Regions from separate parts of the Mus musculus genome. Here region 1 is linked to region 2. Evidence: chromatin loops called from intact Hi-C (ENCODE). Cell type or tissue: left cerebral cortex. All regions are shown on one strand. Each heading gives the region's core, and the rest is flanking DNA. Links, peaks and the distances in the headings are about the cores only. Region 1 overlaps Cntnap2 (contactin associated protein-like 2). Region 2 overlaps Cntnap2 (contactin associated protein-like 2).

What was found. Hi-C counts contacts between places; a loop is a spot of excess contacts. Peaks named below come from ENCODE experiments on the same cell type or tissue, not always from the same donor. Only the 100,000 strongest peaks of a DNase experiment are listed, where the experiment ranks them.
Region 1: a loop joins it to region 2, with 6 times the contacts of the local background. A loop is called at or near these places in 2 of 42 quality-filtered maps.

Annotation. Positions count from the first base shown.
Region 1 is chr6:47,235,997-47,244,334 of GRCm38, reverse strand. All of the region lies in intron 21 of Cntnap2 (contactin associated protein-like 2), which reads right to left. Gm35280 (a long non-coding RNA gene) reads left to right here. Exons shown (of 8, transcript XR_001785456.2): 2 at 6,116-6,177. Among named protein-coding and RNA genes, the nearest start is that of Gm35565, 13 kb to the right of the region's middle. In left cerebral cortex, for the core only: no CTCF peak of the experiment used is centred there; a DNase peak (open chromatin) is centred at 4,625; H3K27ac peaks cover 981 bases.
Region 2 is chr6:47,188,032-47,196,369 of GRCm38, reverse strand. Cntnap2 (contactin associated protein-like 2) reads right to left here. Exons shown (of 24, transcript NM_001004357.2): 21 at 3,291-3,384. It overlaps Gm35280 (a long non-coding RNA gene), which reads left to right. Exons shown (of 8, transcript XR_001785456.2): 8 at 3,726-4,986. Among named protein-coding and RNA genes, the nearest start is that of Gm35565, 35 kb to the left of the region's middle. In left cerebral cortex, for the core only: CTCF peaks have their summits at 4,915 (motif pointing left) and 7,979 (motif pointing right); DNase peaks (open chromatin) are centred at 4,892 and 7,968.

The sequences.
Region 1 (8,338 bases), core at 270-8,269, 48 kb before region 2:
GGTAGCCGATCTGACAGAGGAGCGGCAGCCACAATGAAGTACCCAAGGAGACGCCTAATACATGGACTGGAGTTGTGTAAAATGATTGTATTCTGAATATAACATTACCTACCTTCCTCTGGTACAGCAGCAGGGGCTATGTCTCCTGTATCTACTGCATTATTGGGGAAACATCAGAGTTTGAAAAGGGCAGTGGGTGATGTAGAGGGCAGGTGGGGGAAAGTTTTAGCTATGGTGAGCCTTTCACCAAGTACCCTGCCCTTCTGTCTTTCTTAAAGGAAGGACAGGACACAGTGCTGGCTTCATGGGGATTCTGTAGTCACTGCCATGCACTGCTGTAAGGATTAGGACCCACAAAGTAATACAGTTTAAATCAGATTGCAAATGCTAGACACTCTCAAAATGAGAAGCAACTCAGCCTGTCATAGCAGCTGTTCAAACACACAATTACCGTAAAGACAATGTTCAGGCTAGGTTATGATATGTTATGTATAATACTTTGAAAAAGTCCAGCCTACAAGGACAGTGTCTCTCAGGGTATCAAAGGAACTGGTGAGGACAGGGGTTGGTTGCAAAGTTACAAGGGAAACTTGGGTGGTTTTTTTTTTTTTTTTTTTTTTTTTGTATTGTTCTTTATATTGATTAGTAGCTGCCTGGATATATAGATTTTTTTCAAAATTCAGTAAAATTGCATTTAAAAAGGTGTTTTTAGCCTATCAAATTAAAAGCTATGATAAAGCCATACTAACAATGAGATTTATCTTGTTTAAGGGTTTTTTGTTCCTGCAACCAGTTGTTCCTTTTTCCATCACCTTAGAATGGTCTACAAACAGCATGAATATAGCTTGTTTCCCATCAGGAAACCATAGGCACGAGCCTAGAAAGTCATGAGAACATATGGGTGGGGAAGGCCAATGTCCAGTACAGACTTCAAGGTATGGGTCCAAGAGTGGCCTAGCAATACACTAAGCCCACACCTAGTTCAGTTTCCACATAGCGAGAGGTATTTCCATGCAGGAGATAAGCAAGATCAGCAGAAGAGCTTTAGGGAGATGGAGAAGCAGAAAAAGAAGTGTATGTAGATCTTGGACAGAGCAGCAGAGTGACACACCTGCTGATGTAAGAAGAGTAAACCAAACAGAAATGGTTGCAGAAAGGAGCAAATGCCAGCATTCCTCATAAAGGTCTTTGAAAAATGGTTTAAGCTCCTTGTGTGTCTCTGTGTATTTATGTGTACTGTGCCCAAAGACTTCAGAAGAGGGTATCAGATTCCCTGGAGGTAGAGTTATAGGCAGCTGTGAAAGGGCCAGAATGTCTACAAGGAGCTGAATAGGTTCTTCTGCAGGAACATATGTGCTCTTAACCACTGAGCCATCTCTCCAGCCTGGCAAGTCTCTCTTGACTTAATGTCCAGTATGTTCAGGACTGGACTAGAGAATCTATTCTCTCATAGTATCTACAGCAGCTGTTCTCAACCCATGGATTGTGACCCCTTTGGGGGGTCAAATGACCCTTTCACAGGAGTATCCTAAGATTATTGGAAAACATAGATATTTGCAGTACGATTCATAACAGTATTGTAAATATCAATAGAGTCATGTAATAGCAAAAAATAATTTTTATGGTTAGGGTCATCACATTATGAGAAAATGTATTAAAGGGTCTTGGCTTTAGGAAGGTTGGGAACCACAGATCTATAGCTTCCCAAGGCTAGTTCTGGAGATGTGGCTTTGGGGACTACCAAACCTAGAGCCACACACAGTTTCCTAGGAGAGAAGAATTCTATAGGTGCAGAGGGAAGTGGCCTGATGCTCTGGAGACTGGCAGGTGCTCAGGGTAAAAGGAAGCCACTTAGATTTGTGTGGCAAAGGCTTTCCCAGGGGCTGCAGTCAAACGCTTTAGACTTCAAGGGTTAGAGTAGAGGGAGAGTGTCTATGAGGAAGGAACCTAGATGGGCCTAGTGGTTCCTGAGGGGAAATGTCAAAGGGACTTCTATGTTGTTTACTGCATCTCTCTTGTACCTAATGCCTGGGTACCACATCCAAGCAGTCAGCATTTCTTGAGTGGATGAATGAGAAATACTCAGCTAGACACTCACACAGTGTCTACTTCATTTGACTCTTACAGCCATTGTGGGAGAGAGATTGCTATTCTTTCTTCTTGGGGCATCCCTTGTACCCAGAGAAGTCAAACAATTGGCCCAGAGTGTCACAGTTAACAAATACAGCAAATGTGTCAGCAAAGGATGAGCAAGGGTAAACCTTATAGGTTTCTCTTGTCACTGGTAGGACGTTAATGACAAACCTGAGCATTTTACATTTGGAAACATAGGAAAGATTGATTTCCTAATGGAATGATGGAATTTTATGGTCAAGCCAATAATGTTTAAGTGCTCCTCAGGGACATGAATGGAATTGTTTTGCATACAGCATCTGTGACAATAAAGCCTTTAATGATAGCACCAAACTAGGACATAGAAAACTTGCCCAAAATTTCTTATCTTTGAGCTTCTTTAAATGAATTGAAACTTGCATTAGAATATGCTTAATTCTGACTCTTATTTTCTTGCTTCTTCTCTTCTTTCCATCTTTCTTTACTTTTTTTTCCTTGAGATATGATGTTATGTAGCCCAGGCTTGCCTCCAACTTGCTGTATACTAGAGGGTGATCCTGAACCTCTGAACTTCCTGTCCTTTACCTCTCAAGTGCTGGGCTTACAGGCATACAATCACTGGGTGCTGGGTGTCTAACTTAGCATTTCATATACAGTAGGCAAGCACTTTATCAACTGAGTTACAGCCCTGCTTTATCTTTTCTTTTTCAGTACCTGTACTGGCTAGTTTTGTGTCAACTTGACACAGCTGAAGTTATCACAGAGAAAGGAGCTTCAGTTGAGGAAATGCCTTCATGAGATCCAGCTGTAAGGCAGTTTCTCAATTAGTGATCAAGGGGGAAAGGCCCCTTGTGGGTGGGACCATCTCTGGGCTGGTAGTCTTGGTTCTATAAGAGAGCAGGCTGAGCAAGCCAGGGGAAGCAAGACAGTAAAGAACATCCCTCTATGGCCTCTGCATCAGCTCCTGCTTCCTGACCTGCTTGAGTTCCAGTCCTGACTTCCTTTGGTGATGAACAAAGTATGGAAGTGTAAGATGAATAAACCGTTTCCTCCCCAACTGCTTCTTGGTCCTGATGTTTGTGCAGGAATAGAAACCCTGACTAAGACAGTACCTAACAGGAAGCATGGTGTAGACTCAATAGTACATGATGATTTCCCTTTGGATAACTTTTCTAAAAAGCCACTGATCGTTTATTAATTTAAAAAGTCATGATACTCTAGTTTCTCCTTAGAGTATATAAGTTTTGCACCTTTTACTTTAAAAAAGAAGAAGCCATCCCTACCACTTACTAATTAGAGGGCAGCCAGTCTCTGCCCTCTTGCAAGACTTCTATTACCATTTGGAGTTTTCAACTCTTTTTGTTCCTGCATATGAAACCAATTTAACTGCATCATATTGTTTCATTAACATCACCACTCTATTAAAGGCTGATGTTAAGCTATTATCCTCCATAGAATTACGTTTACATTTACTGAACTCTAATCTCAGATCTGCAACACAAGATAAAAGCAGAGACAGTTCTGACTCTGGGTTGAAATTGACACTGATATTCTTTATATATCTGAAGAATGGATGACCAGGAAAATCTAGTCTTATAATAAAAGGTAGATATTTAAACCAGGTGGTAGTGATGCCCATATACCCATTAGTGTGGGAGGGCAGACATCAACGCCTGGGCAGAAGAGGGGTTGGTGGTAAGCAAGCAGCTGCCCAAGTCTTTTATTTCATCAGATGCACAAAAGATACAGTTTCAAATTAGGAGAAGCTGGACATTAATTTGTTAAAGTCATGAAAATAAAATAAAATTTAAAAAAAGAAAAAATTGAAAGTTTCAGAAGATGCTAAAAGTTAAGCCAATAAAAATCTAGAAAGTTTAGCAAACAGTTTCTCACTGGGAAAACCTGAGTTTCTCACTGAATTACCAGAGGGAAAGAACGGGCTAATTAAATGCATCAGCAGGTAGCTTTCTCTGCTTGCTTTGTGAAAAAGGTAACTAGCTGGGTCACAGGCAGAAGCCAGTCCCCTGACCTCCCAGTTCCTCTCTTGGGCCTCTTGACACTTAACTATAAGCTCAGTACACATATAACTGTAGTTAGTTTTGCTACTTCCTAGAGTCTGGGAGGTCTCTTGTCTCTGCTGGAAGGTCTATCAGAGTTGCTGTGTCAGTTGATCTGTTACCCAGCATAAAGGTGTGAATCATAATTGGCAGACTAGGGCTGCAGGAAGGCAGAGAACTCTCACTGAGGTCTGCCAGATTTCCCACACTCAATTCTAAGAGTGGCAGGTTCTGCTTAATGCCTGATAGGCAAAGGTTCATGCTATTTCCCTTTGTTGATTGTAGGCTTTAGCTGAGACCCTGTGGGATTAGAGCAGAGTAGCTTTTTCAGCCCTTTGCCATCCAACTGCACAGTGGGAGTCCTTTCCTTCTGGGATTTTCCCATGGGCTTTGCAGAGCCTTGTGCTGCTGTGTTAATTATATTTTCCCTTGGCTGGCGGAATACAAATCAGCTTAGTCATGCTTCTACATCATACAGACACAATGCAGCCGGGAGGGAATTTGGGCTATGTGCAGACACAAAGAGGAGGTGCCTGGTCCTGAGGCACCCTCCAGCTTTCAGTGGATCTGCTCCATGCAAGACAGGAGGATGATGCTACCTGATGGTCCTTGTGGGCCTGGCAAAGATGTGCTGGCCCTGGAGCTCTGTGCTAATGTTGAGAATCAGAGCCTGGACAGTCCCTGCTGGCCCAGCTCATGGCTCTTGCAGAAGCTGTCTGTAGAACTGCATGCTCAGCAGTATGAGCTGGCTCCTTCGGACATGGGATAGCCTTTATCTCTCCCTTTCCTGGTGTTCAGCTGTCTCACCTAAGCCTATAATCACAAGCCTTGCTTGGGTAACTTGCAGCAAATCCTGATTGAGGCTCAAGGCTCATTTTCCTAATCCTTGTTTGTGAGGTTACCATGCTGAGCCCAATGTTCATGCCTAACATTAATGCTGTTTTTGTTTGTCTTTTAATTTTATTTCACGTGAATTGATGTTTTGCCTGTATACATGGGTGTTGAGTTCCTTTGTACTAGAGTTACAGACAATTACGAGGTTCCATGTGGCTGCTGGGGATTGAACCTGAGTACTCTGGAGCGTCCAGTGCTCTTAACCGCTAAGCCATCTCTGGTTTTCAATCTGGCCACTCTGGCCTCCCTTGCAATTCTTCCCGAGAAACCTTGGGACTCCTCATAGACATAGATCATCTGACCAGGATCTTCCATTCCCCAGACATATTGATCCTGAGTTAGGCCAGCATGATTAAATCAGAATTTCTGCTCAATAAGAACACTGACTCTGAGCATGGTACATAATTCTCTAGAGTGACCGACCATATGTAAAAACTTCAGAAAGTCATTGGAACTTCTGTTCTGGCACCCATTACTGTAAAAAGCTCCCACATCGCAGCAAACAGTGGTTATGTATGGAAGAAGACAGAGCGGCCGCCATCTGCAGAGATGGAGAAAACTGATGCTAGGAAGTGTTCTAGAGCAGAAGCCAGGCCTTTAACACTGTTACTGACAAGAGCTGAGTTAGATGCTTGCGGGGGGTGGGGGGTGGGGGGGGTGGGGGGGTAAATGTTCTCATTGCAGTGAGGGGTTTATATAGAATGGCCTCATAGGTCTGTCTCTCTCTGTTTACTACTGTGTATGACTTCATCAGGAACAACCATGGTTCTGGCTGCCATTCATGGCCCATATTCTTCACCTTATGTCCTAGGCTAGAAAACTAGGTAAGCATGGATTTGTTTGAATGTTTTTTTTTTTTTTTGTTTATTTGTTTTATTTTGTTTGTTTTCTGCTTTTCTTTCTTTTCCCCGCCACAAACCCTGAGACTTGACTTCATGGCATCAATTTCTGTTACAGGTAAATTGTATTTATGTTTGTTTGTTTTGTTTTGTTGTTTGCTTGCTTAGGCTAATAGATTTATCTCTGTCTCCATATAAATCACATTCTTCCAGTTTGCTGAACTCAGAGGCGTCGTCGATTTGAAATTATGGAATGAAGTTTGAAGTCTCTCCTGGTAAGAGATGCTCTTTATGAGGAATACACCACCCCACCCCACACACTACCCCACATACCATCACGAACACACATACACAGACACACAGACACACAGACACATAGACACACACACACCTCACAAATGAATACTGGTCTAGCAAAAACAAACAAACAAAAAAAACAAAAAAAAAAAAACAAAAAAAAAACAGTCTGGATAGGAATTAAGAGCTAAATGCTCACATTTTACCTATTACTTTGGATCTCTAAGCTTCAGCCTCCTTTGAGCTGATATAAAGAATTTGAAACAAAGACCTGTTTCATTTCTACACTGTGAATCTTCTTGAGGTTAGAGGATGAGGAAACCCAGATCCTCTAGCTTTGTGCTGTCTAAAGATTTTGTGGTGTTCAGGTTTCAAGGTGCCTCTCTCCTCCCACTCTATACTTGTTACTCCAAAGTAAACAGCATGGGCTGACAATTAGAAAGCAACACCAAACACCTGGAGATGTGCAGACACATGGTTAACCAAACTAACCACGGGATGCCACGTAGCCGTGAAAACGTCTAACAAACATTTCCCAGTGCTGTGTACAGGATGAGCAAGGAGACACAGTCCATGCCTTCTAGGCCTTAGTGAACATTACATTACACTGCTGTATGCATCATCCTGTTTAACTTTCTCAGTGGCCTCACCAGGCAAGTTGATGATTGTTTCTCATGCTATGGTTGAGGACGCCCAGGGACACAAAGTCTATAGGTGGCAGAGCAAGAATGTCCACCCAGGGTTATCTGGCTCTGACAAACACACAATGTTTCTTCAACTCTTTCAGCCACTTCATTAAAGCATTTAAAGAGACATATTAAACACAAGTAATTACAAGCAACACTTTACAGAAGTACCCTTAGGAGGTTTTCTGATCTTATTTCATATTTGATGTAGGCCTCAGTTCTTTTTACTTTTTTTTTTCCTGAAGATTTGTAGTAAAACAATTTCAACAAATTCTCCCTGTTTCTGGTAATGAGTCCTAATGCATCTTTGGAAGGGGACCAGCAGTCTGAGAGGCAGAACAATCGATGGCTTGGCTTAGTTCGAAACAGCATGAATAATGTTGCTTCTATCTTCTGCTGGGGAACACATCTGAATGTTTGGTTGACAATAATGTGTGAGACTTTCCTTATTTTGCAGGGATAAATAGTTTGTTTTAGTATGTATAACACAGCACTGCATTTTGCTTCTAGTTAAGGAGCATTTTAAATATAATACCAAGCATGGACTTAGTGGGAACTCAGGATGGCCTTGGTCGCCACTGGAGTTTTTATAGAAACGTGTGTATTTCTCTAGCCATCCAGAAGCCCACATTCTGGGCAAAGCAAATAACTCTCTTCTCTCTGAACAGCCTGTTCCAAATCATGTTCCCTTTCACGGTGAGCAAAGCCTCAATTACATCCTATTATCCGGAGTATGAACTACGAAGGTAGGGCACAGGAAAGCCAGCATTTTGTGTCAGAAGCAAATACTACTTATACGCTATATGCATAAAAATAAACCCACATGTATCTAGTACTATGTTATAGTTACTCAGTTTAAAAATAACCATAATAACTAAGAATTTAACCATAATAATTAAGGATTGAGCTAAGTGTTTATTTAATAGTATGACAGTTAATGTTGATTGTCAATTTGGCAGACTCTGGAATCACCTTAGAGAAGAGCCTGGAGGATTCTCTTGGCTGTGTTAATTGTGATGGGAAGACCCTACACTGTGGCTGGTACCCTTTCCTGTACTGTCCAGATGAACTGTAAAAGGGGACTGAGGAAGCTGAGCAGAACTAACTGTGACCCAGAATAAATCCTTCCTCTCATATGTCGATTTTTACTCGAATATTTTATCTCAGTAGCAGACAAAGAAACCAAGACAATTGTTCCCTTTCTCACCCTGCTTTAGCCTGTCTTTATCTAATCAGCAAAACCACACTCCTTTTGTACACACATGTTAAGGTGTAAAGGCTTGGATTTGATACAACCATTACAGCCTGCCCACCTCTCACTCTCCCATGCTCTCTTCACCACACAGCATTGGGGGTGGGTGTAGGTGAGTGGCTACTCCAGGCTTTTTATGTGGTTGCTAGAGATTTAAACTCAAGCTCTCACGCTTGAACAACAAGTGCTTTTATCTACTGA
Region 2 (8,338 bases), core at 28-8,027:
AATCACAGATCTTGTTTCATTGGATTATGTTGACATTTATGAGTAAATGTCTCCTTTCCATCTTGCTCATGTATACAGCATGCTATGTCACAAAACTTCCGTCTTCTATTCTTGTTTTATAAACTTATGATAAAATATTTCAAATACAGAAAACTACTAGATCAGCCAGGACAATGTAGTTAGACCTATATTTGGCCAGCATGTTGTCTTTAGGACACATTGGACCAAAGAGTAGCTATTTAACTATTTGTTCATATTGTGCAAAAGTCTAAGGCTTAACAGGCAATAAATTGCAGCCCTCATTCTTGTCTCCAATCTACATTTGCTATCAACTACCCTTTCTATTGACCAGAGTATGGAGCCTTTCCTGCATGGATTTTATATAACGACCTGATAGCCTAACTGTCCCACCGAGCAACAGGGCAAATATGTTTCCGGTTCTAAAGGAAGGTCTTTGCTACTTTCTGGCGTGTCATAGGAGTCTCAACTCCTGTTGCTCAACCTTAGCTTTGCATTTTCCCATCAACTCTTGCTGTCTTTTTTTCTCCATTCCAAGCCTGGGTTACCTGTCCCAGAGACCACAGCAGCAGTTGTCAAGAGCTATCTTCATGTCTGCCTGCCTGGCTTCAAGTTTGGTTCTGTTACTTGTCGCCCAGGTGGCTATGGGCAGCTACTTTACATATTTGTGCCAGGGTTTGCCATCTGTGAAGGGAGACAATAATCTCAACACCCTCCTAGAATTGTGATGAAGGTCAACGGGGTTAATATAGCTGAAGTGCTTAAAATGGAGTCTGTATGAGAGTCTATGTAAACGTCCATTACCATTTTATTACTTGTTCAGTCTCCTGTTTGTTCCTCATATTCTGTGACCATGCAGCCATAGTTTGATCAGTGCTCTCTGAGTAACCAAGTCTCCGCAATGAAGCTAACCAATTCTTTTCAACTTGTAAGAGGCGTGATCTAGTCTGCCTTTCAAGTGAAGGCTCTTTAGAATTCAGGAAGCCTCAAGATGCTTCCAGTCTTTTGGTCTCAGTTTACCCAGCACTTTAGGAGTCTCATTAAGTAAACAGTCAAGTGAGAGACCTTGCTAGCTTGACTCTAGGCTGCTATTCTCAAGTGGGTAGTGATGAGCCAGCCCGCCTTATCTTAGCTTTAAAAGCATCTTACAGTGAGGACAAACTAGGTTCATTCGTGTTTATGTTTAAACCTCTGTTTCTCAAGGTTTGGGCTATACTCCACCTGTAACCTTAACTACAAATGATTCTACATTGCTTCTTCCTGGAAATGTCAACCTTGCCTTTGTTTCAAAATGTTACTATGGTCTCCTGTTGTCATGACCATCTATTGTTATGACTATCTTACCACCACCTTGCAATTAGGTTTTTGCTTCATAAACTTGTAATGACATCTTGCAACCCTACCTTTGTTTCAAAGGTTGTTATGACTGCTTCATTTTGATCACCTTGCTGTGTTCTGCTTCTGTAACCTCACTTATTTTGCCTGCCAAATCCCCATTTGGAAATCCCCTACCCTTGAGCTATAAAAACCTTGTCTTCCTCATATCCATTGCTGACCTCTTGAATGCCACTGTAGGGACCTCTCTAACCCTGTCTTAGGGAAAGGCAGCACATGTACATGAATAAAAAAAGCATGCTTTAATTAATTGCTTGCTTCAATTATTTTGGTCATGATGATTTGGGTCAGTGGTCTTTCTCCTCTCATCTTTGGGATTAACAGTAGGTCACCTTGGTCGAGATAGATTAAGTTGTATCTTACAGATAACTTGCCTAGCTCAAATTGATTGAAGCCCAATTTTGGTGTTCTGGGTCTGCACAAATAATTGACAGGCACCATTCTGTCATCACAAGGTCCCAGACTGCACCCACAGATCACACTATCAAGGACATTTTCGGAACATGGACTCCATGAAGAGCTATGAAGATAGTGCAGACATCTGCACTTCACCTCTCTGAACCTTTGACTACCTTCCCTCATACCCCAGAGTACCCTGTCTCCTTATGAAAACCCCTAAACCTTATCTCGGGGTTCCTTTCCTTAGTTTCTAGCTGTCTCGTGAGTAAATTCAATTTTGGAAAAACTTGTGACTTCACAAGTTGGCCTCTTGATCAATGGACAAAGTAGCCTGGTGAAATAACATTAACAGTGCCCTTTGGACTGAGTGACCGCTCTCCCAGCCTATAAGATACCACTGTGAACTGAAGTCCAGAAAAAAAGCCATAACGATGTCAAATATTTTAAATGCCAATTGACTGATGAGAACTTTGTGACTTGAAACAGTTGGACTGCTGTAGACCCAGAACCGAGTTATCTGGGCTATTATCTCTAGTCCTCTTAATAATTATTCATTGTTCACCTAACATATTTTCACTTAGGTGGAAGGTTGGAATACATTAGCAGACAGTACTGTCTTCCAACAACCCCAAATCTCGGAATATCATCAGATAAAACCAATAGCAGACATCCCCTGCCTTGATGTTACCATCGATGTTACCATCGATGCTTGATGTCTCACCAGTGTGTTTTGATTTATGGCATGTCCTGTGGTTATGAAGGTTTATTTAATGATATCTACATTGGAACATGTTATTTGGGGCAATCTGAACCATGGTCTCTGACTATGGTCACTCCTATGGCTCTCAAGACAAGTGATCTCTTATCCCTTTAAGATGTGAGCTGTGCTTCCTGCTGACACTGACGTCTACTCAGGACATGTTGGCTTCATGTGAAACACTAAAAATATTCATGGGCACCCGCCTTTTATTCTGGGTGACTATTTCTTACATGAGAGGGAAAGACAAGGGTAGTTATAAATTCAGCCCTCTACCTGATGACCTTCTAATCTGCAAATGACATTGGATGAGTTTCTTGGGAGTGACTCACAGGCATAGGCATAGGCAGAGGCCTTTCATAAACCAAAGAACAAATTTTACATTTTACATTTCACTGGCTTTTCTTTATACTATATACCATGTAATGCTAGTTCCATTTCAGGCACTGCCTGAGATACCCTCTGTCCTAGTCAAAATTCCCATCAAAGCTGTGATTAGCAGCCTCAATGTATCGCATGAGCAATACCCCAAAGAGGATCTTATAATACTCCTGTGAGACACCGTCAACAACCACATAGGTTTCCTTGTACAAAGATGCTCAGGGTTGACCTTACTGAGAGAGAGCTATAGTTTAAGAATGCAAATTCACACTACCTGGTGTGACTTGTGTCAGGGGCATTCATAGCTCTTGCACTCACACCTGAAGAACCAAAGGCTTACCTATAACTTTTCCAAGGAAGAGCGACTTGGGAGAATTGAAGAGCGTATCAGAGGAGCTGGGTAGATGGTAACCCACAGCAGGATAATGGTCGAGCTGTAGGAAGAGCACGAGACACAGTATTAGCATGTCACCATCCCAGGAGTGATGAGGTCCCTCTTTGAACCCTGGTTTCTGGAAACTACATCAACAGCACAGGATTTAAAGTCCACCCTGAGGAAAAGGAAGGCCGTCTCTGCCTTTGAAAACAGTTTGATGAGTGCAGACCCTTCCCGAGCTGAGTGATTTGCTGGCTGGATTAGGGTCCACACTCATTTCCATAGAGTAAAACCTGCCTGATTGGATCTCCAGTGCTGTCCTCTGAGCTAGACAGTGCTGTCTATGTAATTATGGTTTTAAAGGGATTCTCTCACTGAACGGATGCTGTCTGCTTACAGAGGAATGCTGACCCTCGGATGCTCTCCACCCCCACCGCATGCTGCAGCTCAATATGGCCGACTTGCGTTTCACAAGGAAATGAATTTTTCTGCTATAATTAGCATCTCTAGAGGCTGAGAGTCGGAGTGGGGATCGCAGTGGTTAATGGCACATGTCCTCTGGCAGAATTTGTTCTTCCCAAGTGGAAGAGAGGAAAGTCCTCAAAAGTGACTTGGAACAATGCATGTTTCTGGCCACATTTCCCAGGTACACGTGCAAACAGTGGTGTCACAGCTTCATAGACCATGATGAATCCCTGTGTGCCCACATGACATCTTCTTCTGTCCTATCTTTTAAAGACAATTATGGTCTCCTTGTGCTTCCTCAGCTGTAAGCTCTTAGAACTTTCTAGGGTTCTGTGACTCTCTCTCTCTCTCTCTCTCTCTCTCTCTAACTCTTCTCTGATACATTACATCCTGCTTCCCTTCAGAAAACAGCAGGCCTTTCAGAGATATCAATGGAACACGGCACAACAAGTTACGATAAGGTTAGACACAAACCCTCTTATCAAGGCTGGACAGGCAACCCAGTAGGAGGGATGGAGAGAAAATACGGAAAGAGATTCTGGAATTGTGTGTGCGTGCGTGCGTGCGTGCGTGCGTGCGTGTGAATGTGTAAAATAAGTGCAGAGAAACTCCCTGGAATCTACCAAGTATGACCCCAGAGACGACTCCTAGTAATGAGGGATACTGAGCCTGACACACTCTTTTTTTGGAAGAACCTTCCATTCCAGCTCAGGGTCGTGGGACAGGGGGGTCATATGTCAGGTTCAGCCTCCCCGAGCGCATGGGAACCTCGGACTTGTCTGAAGAGTGCACTGCACTGGAAACTGGTACGCTCCATTCACAATTGGGCACCACGGACATTCCTTATTACTGTTTGTCTGGAACCTTCCCTGTAACTTAGATTATGGAACAGTCAGGGATAAGTGTTAAAGAGTCTACATATTTCCGGAAATTTTGAGAATCTGACCTTTAGGGAAATGGCACTGTTAATTTTTTTTGTACATTGAAAAAGTGTACTAAAATATATCACTAACAAACACTCTATTCAGAGAAACTTTTGCCCGTTTTAAGCTAGAAATGCCTTGGGATCGAGCTACTTAATTTCTGCAGCTAAGTTTCAGCGGGCAGTTTTGGCGCCCTCTGATGGCATACATGGGTAACTGCAACACTTCCTTGTTAAACCCATTAACTGCTTCATTTTTTTAAAGCCAGGATTAAAAAAAAAATTAAAAATTCTCTTAATTTAATATACACAGAGTGGATTTCACTCAATTTTTCTTATAACATATTTTTCTAATGCTTTAAAAATGGATAAAACAATACATATCCATCACAGGAAAATAATAATGTAAACATTCTATAAAAATAGCATATGGTGATAATGATAATTATATTTTTTCATTTATTCAGAAATGAGTAGAAACCAACTAATAGTATTTTATTTTATGTGTATGGGTGTTTTGCCTGCATGCATGTCTGTGTGCCATGTGCATTTAGTGCCCACAGAGGTGGGAAGAGGGCATCAGATACACTAGGGATGAAGTCAGAGGATTGTGAGCTGTCATGTGGGTCCTGGGAATTGAACCTGGGTCCTCTGAAAAACCAGCCAGTGCTCTTGGTCACTGAGCCATCTCTCCAGTCCTGCCCTGCCTTCCTTTAACTTCACAGTGTATTGTAAAACTTTTTCTCTGTCTATAATAAATTTATAATTGAATCACTTGTCAGTTTCTGGATAATTATCATTCAGTTTTTGGATATATAACACAACATACCAATGTTTATATGCATGCTCTATAGAGCAAGTAAGTCCAGCCTTTAAAAATATCAAATTTTAGTGTTTAGGGTCTGGGGAGATGGTTCAATAAGACATTTACCACACAAGCATGAGGGTTTTCAGTGGCATGTAAAAGCCAGGCGTTTAATGCCTGTCTGTAACCCTAGCACCAGTGACAGAGATAGGAAGATCCGATCCCTGAAGGTCTCTGACCAGCCAGTCTAGTCAACCAGGCAGCTCCAGGTTCAGGAAGAGACCTAGTGTGGACGGGCCTGCTGCTGGTCTTGTGAGCCAATCACCTAACGAATAAAGCCAATCACTGGGCGAGTAGGTGGGACTTCTGGGTTGGAGAGAGGCAGAGAGGAAGCAGGAGCGAGTTAGGGCCCTTTTGGAACCGGACAGCGGAGGGGTAAGATGTAGCTGCTAGAGTTTCCCTGTGTCATGGCAGAATCAGTTTTTAATAAGGCTTACAAGATTAGGTTTTAGTGGTTGCACCCAGAGATTGAGTTACCATAGTTTCTGAGCTAAGTTTGTGTTGTGTTTTCCTTTAGGCAGCGGCTCAGCTGGATTCAAGAGAGAGAGGTACAGCGGCAAAGCATGGGTTTGCCAGATGTGCACCACAAAGGCTGTGGAGGGGTTTGAAGCATGAGGTTGGCATGATAGCGACCTGACAGTGGGAACCTAGCAAGCTGAATGGAGACGTTTCAGGAGCTCCAGGCCAGAGAGACTCCACGAGATGAAATAGGTCGGCCTTTTACCGCCAGTGCATGGCCAGCCAGGCACAACCGCGGGAGCGAGCCGGCTCTATTTTTTAGATACTTCCTTCAATAGAGACCCTGCCTTAAAAAAAAAAAAAAAAAGGATGGCGAGTGATGGAGGAACCTATGTCAATTTTTGGTGTTTGGCCTCCACACAGAGAAAGAGAACAAAATATGTGCACAAAGGGTCTATACCATTCCCAGAACCTGATAGGTGCTCAGAACAATCATGTTGACGTTTGGCAGTGATCCTCTCAAAGTCATGGTCGTGGAAGTGAAGTTAGTACTAAGATACCTTCTGAATGCACACCATGGAACCCCCTCTTCTTCTCAGCTGTTTCTAAGGGTTCAGCCTAGATGGACTTGGCTTTCATGAGAGTCATTTTATAGTACTTGTACTGAGCTCAAGGCTAAACAAAACCCTGCATTTATCATCAATATCTATGAAGCCAGTAGCTTGGATAAAGGTGCTAAGATTCACATTTTTTTAAAAATGAAATTTTATTCCCTCTGCTTTGAAACAATAATGGTTTCCTCAAAAGTTGATTTAATCAACTAATGGTGACCTAGCTAGGCAGTGGTTCTCAGCCTCTGGGTCATGACCTCTTTGGAGTGGCTTATCAGATATTCTGTATACCAGATATGTACCTTATGATTCATAACAGTAGTAGGATTACAGTTAGGAAGTAGCAACAAGAAAACTTAGTGGTCAGGGGTCACCACAAGATAAGGAGCTGCATTAAAGTGTTGCAAAATTAGGAAGGTTGAGAACTACATAACTAAAGTATACTACAACTATATCTAGTTTTAATTCATTAATAAAGCAATAATTAAAAAAAAATAGCCAGGCATGGTGGCTTATACCTGGAGTCCTAGAATCTGAAGCAGAGGATTGCTGTGAGTTTGAGATCAGCTTAGGATACATGGTGAGTTCAAGACCAGCCTGGATTACAGTGTGAGCGTCTTAAAAGAAAAGCAAACAGCAATAGCTACAACAAAAGGGACAGCCATCCCAGGGCAATACCAGATCATTCCAGTCCACATTATCTACTCTGTTAGGGAGTGGTTTACAGCAGGCAAAATGTGGCAAATGTGACATTTCACAGTCATGGAGGAAGGTAGGAGGGAATTCTTCAATGAAGACCAGCGGAAGGCATGCTGGGAGAGAAGAGAACTCTTCCCACTTCTCCCCACCAGGGGTGAGAATCCCTCTACTTCATACTCCTGCTTTCTCCCCTCACTGCCCTCTCACCCTCCTCCCTGCTCCATGACTGGGAAGGAAGCTGGCGGTAGAAGGGCTGGCACAGAGCTGGTGAAGAGGTGTTGCTGTGGCAGCTCAGAAGGGAAGTGGCGGCTCTTACGTGCATCTTCACAGTACCTCTTGCTGATGGTTTGCCGCAAGACGGTGGTGTCCCTATCCAAGCATGAAGAACTTCTCAGTGGGACAGTGTCACACCAGGTTTCCTCATGGCTATGGATGGATGGCAGAGACCGTGCTAGACATTAAAGAAAGCACCAGGAATAATGTGGTTCGGAAGGGTTGAGGAATGAGGCAGCTTTTGGAAGCTGAACAAGAAACGGGAACTAGCTTTCGTATCAGACACAAGAAGAGGCTACTGTGTCATTCAGAAGATAGAGTAGATGTAGGGATGCAGGGGAGCATCCTTCCAGAAGGTGGCGCCTTTGAGCCCTTTGCTTTAGCCAGTCACACAGATGCCAGACTCTGTACAGACTACAAGACTGTGGCTTTAAATCTATAAATCTGCATTGTACAATGTAGTAAGAAATTGAATTCAAGTTCGTAAAAGACCCCGTGCAACTCCAAATCTGAGCAAGTGTTCCCTTCCCCAAGCAATCTTGTCTAGTAGCTACTCTGCCCCGGGACAACTTACTTTCTAGGTCCAGGTGGCAATCCTAAGGAAGAAAGTTTTATCCCTAGCGTTCAGCATTTGGAAACTCTCCACATCGGTTCTCCCTGGGATATGCGTTCTCAGCTTCGGGGTGTCTAAATCTTATACTCTCCCTTTACCAGAGTT